Linked DNA regions of Homo sapiens: regions 2 and 3 are each linked to region 1. A link is a contact called in ENCODE Hi-C or POLR2A ChIA-PET data. All regions are on one chromosome and are shown on one strand. Each heading gives the region's core, a stretch centred on a gene start or an enhancer-like site at or near the end of the contact. The rest is flanking DNA. Distances are from core to core; before and after follow the strand shown. Region 1 holds the start of RGS10 (regulator of G protein signaling 10). Region 2 has its middle 25 kb from the start of INPP5F. Region 3 overlaps GRK5 (G protein-coupled receptor kinase 5).

Evidence for each region. Hi-C counts contacts between places; a loop is a spot of excess contacts on that map. ChIA-PET counts read pairs that join two places held with the same protein, here RNA polymerase II (POLR2A). Pooled maps may share reads with other maps.
Region 2: a loop to region 1 is called in a map with no recorded cell type, with 3 times the contacts of the local background. The contact joins the enhancer-like site here to the promoter of RGS10 in region 1. A Hi-C loop is called at or near these places in 3 of 37 single-sample maps with no recorded cell type and 6 of 50 pooled maps. POLR2A ChIA-PET finds 5 or more read pairs at or near these places in 5 of 52 experiments (GM12878, activated B cell, activated CD8-positive, alpha-beta T cell and 1 more).
Region 3: a loop to region 1 is called in a pooled map, with 5 times the contacts of the local background. The contact joins the enhancer-like site here to the promoter of RGS10 in region 1. A Hi-C loop is called at or near these places in 4 of 50 pooled maps. POLR2A ChIA-PET finds 5 or more read pairs at or near these places in 5 of 52 experiments (BJ, HEK293T, Panc1 and 2 more).

Annotation. Positions count from the first base shown.
Region 1 is chr10:119,541,469-119,544,168 of GRCh38, reverse strand. RGS10 (regulator of G protein signaling 10) reads left to right here and starts at 1,450. Exons shown (of 5, transcript NM_001005339.2): 1 at 1,450-1,579. The coding sequence starts at 1,531. RefSeq lists enhancers at 1-195, 458-537 and silencers at 748-907, 958-1,027, 1,038-1,777, 1,828-1,997.
Region 2 is chr10:119,699,231-119,701,930 of GRCh38, reverse strand. No RefSeq gene overlaps it. Among named protein-coding and RNA genes, the nearest start is that of INPP5F, 25 kb to the left of the region's middle. Within about 2 kb of position 1,395, at least 3 of the 41 ENCODE cell types and tissues checked have a DNase peak (open chromatin) inside an H3K27ac peak, as active enhancers do.
Region 3 is chr10:119,368,752-119,371,536 of GRCh38, reverse strand. The region is part of intron 2 of GRK5 (G protein-coupled receptor kinase 5); the gene reads right to left. Among named protein-coding and RNA genes, the nearest start is that of MIR4681, 7.8 kb to the left of the region's middle. RefSeq lists an enhancer at 2,091-2,410. Within about 2 kb of position 1,321, at least 21 of the 41 ENCODE cell types and tissues checked have a DNase peak (open chromatin) inside an H3K27ac peak, as active enhancers do.

The sequences.
Region 1 (2,700 bases), core at 201-2,700:
AGCAGAACTCCCCGCGCTGGGTCTAACCCTGTTCTTGGTCACCGCGTTCGCTTCAGGAGCCTGGAAATCCTCTTTTGGCAGCAGAAGGGGGAGAGTGCTTGGAAATGCTCGGAGGAAAACGACTTTTGGAGGGGGAATAGCGGGGAGGGAAACAACAAGCAACCACCGGCCACACTTGGGGTGCAACTGGGGCTGTGGGGTGGGTAGAGGGAGAGGGAAAGTGAGCAGAACTGGAAGCTCAGAATAGAAGATACAAAAGAAAGTGCCAAGTAGTGAAAAAAACTGCAAAAGGACGGGGGGATGGGGGGAGGGCGACTGGGGAACGGTTTGGAAAAATAGCAATTAGTACAGCTAAAAATAAAGACCAATTTAGAGACAAAGCCAGATACACAAGGAGAAAAATAAAACTCGCCAGAAAGACAATTTCTTGCAAACCAAATGTTCAAGAAAATGGGGGCTAATGACATCCCCTCTGGGGCTGCTCCATAGAAGAAATGAAATAATAGGAGACCGTAGAGCGCGCAGCGCCCAGCAGGTGACGCCGTGGGGGCTTGAGTGGTCCCGGTCGTGGAGCCTGAAGGCCCTGCCAGAGGCAGTGCCCACGTGTCCCCAAAGTTAGAGAAGTGTCCCGAGAGCGCGGTGTGCGGGACAGAGCACCGCCCGGCGCAGGAACCGGGGGGTTCCTGCAGAATCCTCTCAGATCTCCCCGAGTCCTGGCGCCCGCGCGGCACGGCCGGGGAGAGGGCGCCCACCCGCGGCGGCTCGGCTAGCTCAGCGCACGGGCCCTGGGGACGCCCCACCCGCATTCGCGGGGCGGGAAGGCGCAGCGCCCACGAAGTCGAGGAGCAGCCAGGCCCCAGCAGGCGGGGATCCTGGTGACGAGGAGGCAAAGGCCACAGGCTGGGCCGCGCCCGGACTCTGCAGAACCGCGAGGCCTAGGCTTCCCAGCCTGTGACCCGGGAGGGGACCCCGCCCGCCACCTGCGAAGGCTCGCTGAGAGCCCCGAAGCGCGGTGCGCCCGCGGCGCCGTGCCAGTTTCTCCGGGGCTACAGGGAGAAGGCGGGAGACCGCGATGGGCCCGGGAGCTTGAAGCTGGGCGGGGCGGGCCGGGGCGGCATCTCAGGCGAGGGCCAGGGACCCCGGGACGCGCTAACCGCCTCCGCGGGGCTACTAAGTTCCCGGCGGCGCGGGCTCCCTCTGGGCCAGTGCACCTTATCCCAGGCGCGGGGCACACTCTGGGCGATCGGGGGTCACCCGGGGCTGCCCTGCCCTGCCCCGCCCGGGCACCCCGGAGCGGAACCGCGAGTCCTCACCAGCGGGGGCGGGCAGGGCGCACTGAGCGCGCCACGCGGCGCCTGGCTAGGAGGAGGGCGGCGGGCGGGGACCTAGAGCTCCGGGGCGGTGCTGAGCCCGCTCCTCCTCCTTGCCCTCCTCCTCCTCCTCCTCGCCCTCCTCCTCCTCCTCGCCTTCCTCCGGCTCAGCCGCCGCGCCGCCGGGCTGCTCCTTCTTCCTCCTCGGGCGCCCGCGGCGATGTTCAACCGCGCCGTGAGCCGGCTGAGCAGGAAGCGGCCGCCGTCAGGTAAGCGGCTTCGGGGGCCCGCGGGCTCGGGGTCGGGGCGCCGTTTCGCCCGCCCGGCCTCCTGCCCTCCCTCTTGTGCTCGGGCGCGGCTCGGTGGTACCTCCCAGACTGGAGCCCCGGCCGACCGCACCACCTCTCCCCGCTGGGTACCGCACCTTCGCGGTCCCAGCCGCGACGGGAGCGCAGAGCTCCTCCGGGAGCCCCGGGGAGGAAGTTTGGCTGAAAGAGGAACAGCCGCAGTTTTCTTTTTAGTGATGGTCTGGGAGAAAAAGGAGCGCCCCAAATCTCCAAACTTTGGAGGTGACATGGGGCTCCAGATTCCGAAAGCGGAACGGCGCGCGGGCTTCTCCCTCCGTGACGCTCTCCGCCTCCGCTGCGGGCGTGGGTGGAAGGATGCCGAGCGCCCGGGGGAGCACGGCTGGACCCGGGCATCCGACTGGGCCCCTGGGCCTGGGGCGTCGGGGGCCTTCGCTTCTGCCGCGAGGAGCCAAAAGGTGGGATCGCGAGGGTGGCGGAACCCCAGGATGGAGAAGGGCACTTCTGCGGTCCGAGCCAGCGAAGTTCTGACGTTACGAAGGATTCGCCTTGGCCGTCACTTTGGGCCAGCCTGAGCCACGATCTCGGGCAACTTGATAGGCCAAAGACCCCACGGTGAAGGTGGAGCCGTGCCCTTGATTCCGGTCCTTCCACCCTTTTGCTCATCACAATAGCTACGACCTGTGCAGGCCTTTGGGTGCGCCAAGGGCTTTGTCCACCGCGTTGGGTGAACTCTCCCTTCACCCCTAGGACAACCCGGTGAGTGAGGAGGGAGCGGAAGCCAGGCGCTGTTAGGTAACTTGCCCCAGTCACACTCCGCAGGTGATGGGGAGGCTTTCAAACCCAGGTTCCCCTGACTCTGAAGTTCGGGGGCTTTGCCGGGCTTCCCACGCCAAGATTCACTTCTGCTTGGCGCTCAGAGTCCCAACGCGTTGGTGCATTTCCTTTCTGCTCCTGGTATTTTATGAGGGACATTGTGGTTTAGAGACTGGGACCAGACTGGCTGGATCCGAATCTCACCTTCGCCATATTCACCAGCCGTGGGACCTTTCTGCAGAATGAGGTTCTGCACAGTGGGAATAACA
Region 2 (2,700 bases), core at 146-2,645, 160 kb before region 1:
ACAATATTCTTTCTCTACCTTCTCCTACAAAAGCATTTGTTCACTCAATAACTGCTATGTGCTAGTTTTAACAATCTGACAGCTCAAAGAGATAGACATCAGCTCTCTTTTTTTTTTCCTTTTCTTTTCTTTTTTTTTTTTTTTTTGAGATGAAGTCTAGCTCTGTCGCCCAGGCTGGAGTGCAGTGGCTCGATCTTGGCTCACTGCAACCTCCACCTCCCAGGTTCAAGTGATTCTTCTGCCTTAGCCTCCTGAGTAGCTGGGATTACAGGCATGTGCCACCACACCTGGCTAATTTTTTGTATTTTTAGTAGAGACGGGGTTTCACCATGTTGACCAGGCTGGTCTCAAACTCCTGACCTCGTGATCCACCCGCCTCAGCCTCCCAAAGTGCTGGGATTACAGGCGTGAGCCATCGCGCCCGGCTTTTCTTTTTCTTTAGAATTGAGAAACCATAGAGAGACACGTCAAAATAACTCCTGAAGATTGCCTCTTTATGCAAGAGAAATACAAATAACCAGATTTCTTCTTTCTCTTTGGGCTTAAAAATGAAATCTCATGTGATTTATCTTTGTAATTCCAAGAAAATATTTAATGTTTTATTTTCTCCTTTTTACCATATTTTACTTTACTATCTCACTTTCTGCTGTTCTGAATTATTTTTATCACCTTCTTTGTTCTTAGAATTGTCCTTTGCCCCCATTTTTTCCCTCTTCTTCAGTTTCCTAATTGTCCCAGCTATTTCACTCTCTCTTTCTTATGGTTCTCTCTAGAATCATCAAAGTGTAGAAATTTAATATGAAAAGGGATTTTCAGTTAGTTTAGCAGCATCATTTTACAGATGAAGAGCTAATGTTTAGGGAATTTGTCCAAAGTATTCCAGTTAATTTGTGGGAGGACCTGGCACTGGAACCCAAATGTCCTGATTACCTGAATACAGCTCCAATTCCTTCTTTAGATCTAATGCCACATTCACATAAGACATCTTCATATCCCTGCCATACCTGCTGATCTCTTGTGCTGCGTACTAATGTCAAATCTTAGGCTCTGGGCCATCAAGTATGGATTTATTTATTTATTTTTATTTTTGAGACACAGTCTCTGTTGCCCAGGCTGGAGTGCAGTGGTGTGATCTCGGCTCACTGCAAGTATGGATTTAGTTATTCTGGTGCTTAAAAGGTTTGAGATGTCATTTTTCTGAGTAGATGGCAGATGATTTCATGAAATCTGTGAAATGCGGTATTCTTATTTAATTTTATGAAAAAGAGAAATACAAAGAAGAAAAGGGGAAATTTTGATACAGTATTACCAATAGTAAAAGTGTGGAGAAAGAAAGAGGAAGTGAAATTTTACAACTCAAAACTATGCTCACGGTATACTCATAGATTTCAGTCAGTAGCACAATCTAATAATAAAACATTTGGGTCATAGGTCAAACAAGTAATTACAATCTGATGTTTTTCACTAATTAGAGTAGAAGCAAATTTTATTCAATGTTGTGTCCCCACAGTCCCCACAGTTCTTGATGCATCCTAAGTGCTCAATGCACTGTGTCTAATAAATGTTGACTGAAATAAATATGTGGTCTAGAGAAAGTTAAATTAGAAGATCGACTTAACACTGGATTCAGGGTTCTTTTAATGCCAATATTCTAATTCTAATTTTGAAAAGCAGCACAAGAATATTACCAGTTAGAAAGAAAGAATCCGGCCAGGCGCGGTGGCTCATGCCTATTATCCCAGCACTTTGGGAGGCCAAAGCGGGTGGATCACCTGAGGTCAGGAGTTCAAGACCAGCCTGGCCAATATGGTGAAACCCTGTCTGTACTAAAAATACAAAAATTAGCTGGACATTGTGGCACGTGCCTGTAGTCCCAGCTACTCGGGAAGCTGAGGCAGGAGAATTGCTTGAACCAGGGAGGTGAAGGTTGCAGTGAGCCATGATCACGCCACTGCACTTCAGCCTGGGTGACAGAGAGAGAGAGAGAGACACTGTCTCAAAAAAAAAAAAAAAAAGTTAACATAGTAAACATCATGTTATGCATATTTTACCATAAAAAAAAGCAAGGTAGGGAAAATGTGTATAGTTTTGAGTAAGGAGGGAGATAAATCTAGGTATATTATTACTTATGTATTACAAGGAAAAATAAATATAAATTTTAAATTGCTAACTTTAGTGGAAAAGAGGGAACAGGTTGGAGAACACAGGGATATAAGCTAGACTTATTTGAATATACCTTGCTTTGTAGATTAGATTTTGAAATTGTGTAGATATTTTATATAATTATAGAATAAAATAAATAGGCACTCTCAAAAAGAGAAGAAGAGGAACTATACCTCCTCTATCTCTTTCTTCCTCTACTCCGGCAACCTTATAGACCACTATTCCAGATGATAGTGGTACAAGCTAGGAGGGGGCTGCCTGACCACTATGGACTTCATGTGAGCCAATAAATAAACTCGTGTTGAGTTAAGCCACTGAAACATTGCAGAAGCTAGGATAGATTGGTTTTTGTTTTTGTTTTTGTTTTCGTTGTTTTGTTTTGAGACAGGGTCTCACTCTGTCGTCTAGGCTGGAGTGCAGAGGCACGATCGTGGCTCACTGCAAACTCTGCCTCCCGGCTCAAGCAATCCTCCCATCTCAGCTTCCCGAGTAACTGGGACTAAAGACACACGCCATCATGCTCAGCTAATTTTTGTA
Region 3 (2,785 bases), core at 72-2,571, 170 kb after region 1:
TCTCATAACCCAGTCAATTCCTTCAAGACTCATACCCCCAGCGGACTGAGAAACAGGAATGATATTGATAGTTAAGATAAATAAATGCTGTCACTGTTTTCATTCTTTTCGAGTGACATGAAATGGGAACATACTTTCTTAATTAAGAGCCTGCAGTATGTGGACTCTTGGAGGGCAACCAGAGTTTCCCAATAGGAGGTGGCGAGGACACAGGCAGTGAGGGCGGCCCAGCTTCCCTCGGATGGCCACGGGGCCCGAGCACAGCCAGGCCCTCCCACCGGGCTAGGGGAGAGTGGGCGGCCATCCCTGGGGACGGGGAGCGGGGAGAAGCTGCAGCCCGGGTGCGGGGAGGGCTGTCCACCCCACTGAAACCTGCTTGGGACTGTGTGCATTGTTGCCCCAGGCACTCCTAGAGCTCGGGCCAAGGAAAACACACGTTCAATTTCAGAAGTAAGAGCAAGGACGGAACGCGGCTTCCTGAGGAAATGGAAATGCTAACACTGGGGCTCTTGGAAATGAAACCACATGTTGATTGTAAAGGTTGTGAGGCTGGAGTGGGGCGGGGGGGTGGAAGGAGGGGGGTGTCCAAAGGGATGCCTGGAACCATCTCTCCACCAACTGAAGGTTTATTTTATTTTATTTAACTTCATTTTCCCAAAATACCAGGTTACGGGGGGCTGTGGCAGAGAAGGGGGTCCCTGATAGATCCTAATGCAATTTAGGAAATGGACATGGGGAGAGAGGATCAGACAGAGGCTGCCAGCCCTCTACTCTGCCGTATTTCAGGTTTGAAACAATAAACAGAGAAGTGATTCGAAAACAGCTTTCTCTTAAAAATTCCTGCCAAAGCTGGAAAAAACAATCGGGCGTTTGCTCCGAGGAAAAAGCTCTCTGACGTTTGAAAGGCGAGATGGCATCACGGATAACAGCAGAGCTTCCCAGCCCGCCCCTTGGAAGGCGCAGGAGAGGAAAAAGGAAACATTTGGTATGTGGTTAGCAACAGCTGAGTGGCCTTCTATTACTTCAAGAAAGATGTTTTTGTGTGAATAAAAAATGACATATGGTGTGTCACACAAACACACCCAAACCAAGCCCTGCCATCTTCCTGTGCCATTCGTCCCTCTCGTTCTGGGCTCTAGTTTTACGGAATGTCTTGTGCTTGTCACATGTTTCTGTGGGATCGAAATTATTAAGCCCAAGTCTCACAAAGTTTGGTGGCACTTGGAGAAGCCACATGTGAAACCACTGAATCGCAGGGTGTCTGGGCCTGGGCTGCCAGGCAGGGGAAGTGTGGCGGGGACAGTGGGGAGGAAAGAAGGCTCTAGGCTGTGGGTCTGTGGAAGGAAGAAAAGGGTGGGTGGAAGGGTGCTTGTGCGGGCCCCTGCCTCTCTGATGAGGGTCCAGGTCTCTGGCTTGAACCCATCAGATGCAGTCAGGGAGGTATCCAGGAGTCTGGGGAAGGGCTGGGGGCTGAGATGGACAGGACATGGACTATACCATCACCATGAGCAGTAATGGAGCTGCCAGAGTCCGGCAGTGACCTCTATCACCAAGGACAAAAAAGGCAAACAATTTAGATATCTCCTTGCAGTGGGAATGGGCAAAGAACTGGCTGGGTAAACGGAGGGTCAGGGGTGGGGGTGGACTGAGGGAACGGCAGGACCACTTGGCAGGTAGATCCTGATGCTGGACAGGCAGTCGCTGGAAGGGGCCTGGCATATCGGAAAGAAGGTCCAAAGCACTGTGCTCTGAGCCCTCTCCTCTGCCCGGAAGCCCGGCAGGCTGACTGCAACCTCCACTTTTGTGCTAGCCTGGGGACACCAAAGAGGCGTCCGCAGAAAAGGCACCTGGCGCATCAGCAGTGCTGGTGCTTTAAGAGCCGGGGCAAAAAGGAAACACACCCATGCGTGACCTGTGGTTGTTTCTATTTTTCCATATTTTTGAGTTTTTACAAATGAGGGGAAAACAGCTCTCCTAAAAGCACAGCTGCAAAATCACTGAGATCAGGAAGAGCCTGGAAAGCAAAGAACTGTGACTGCCAGACAGCTCTCCTTTCCGTGCGGGGCCTGGGGAATGCGCAGCTGCTCAGAAGAACTTCGGGTTTGTTTTACCCTGCGTGGCCTGTGGCGGGACCTTCCAGTGAGCCGGGACGGGGCACCTGGGACAGCCTTGGTCAGTGATGACCACTGTTTGTGTCTTGAACACCCAGGGCCTTTCCTCACCTGTGCTCCGCCTAAAAGCACCTGGGACACCATCCACTTAGAAGGACATTCTTTCTACAACCTTTTTTCTCCTTGTAAAGAAATTTCATCCAGATACATGCAGTTTTAGAAAGTGAAACTCCTAGGCCACACCCAGACCGACTGCATCAAATCTCCAGGGCGTCAGTATTTTCTTAAAAAGCTCCCTAGGTGATTCCAACACTGCATTAACTGTAAGGTCCAGTTCACCATTTTATCCCCACCACCTGGATCAGTGCCCGGCCCAGGCAGGAGCACAGGTGTTTATCTAAAATGAATGAATGATTGAACAAACCAACAAACAGATCACTGTGACAGGGAGGCCACACGCTTCCAAACTGGGGAGTATATATCTCCAGCCCACGTTCTCCTGATGCTCTGCCAGAAGTGAAGGCCTCCCTGAACCAAGTAGATGATGAGGGCTGTGCCTAAGGTGGCTTCTGTCCAAGGCAACGAAAGGGTCAGCATGGCTCCCTGGGCTCAGGTCCCTGGGCGGAGGCAAGGCTGGGCCAGGCTGCCTGCTGCTCAGAGCTGCAGCACAGTAA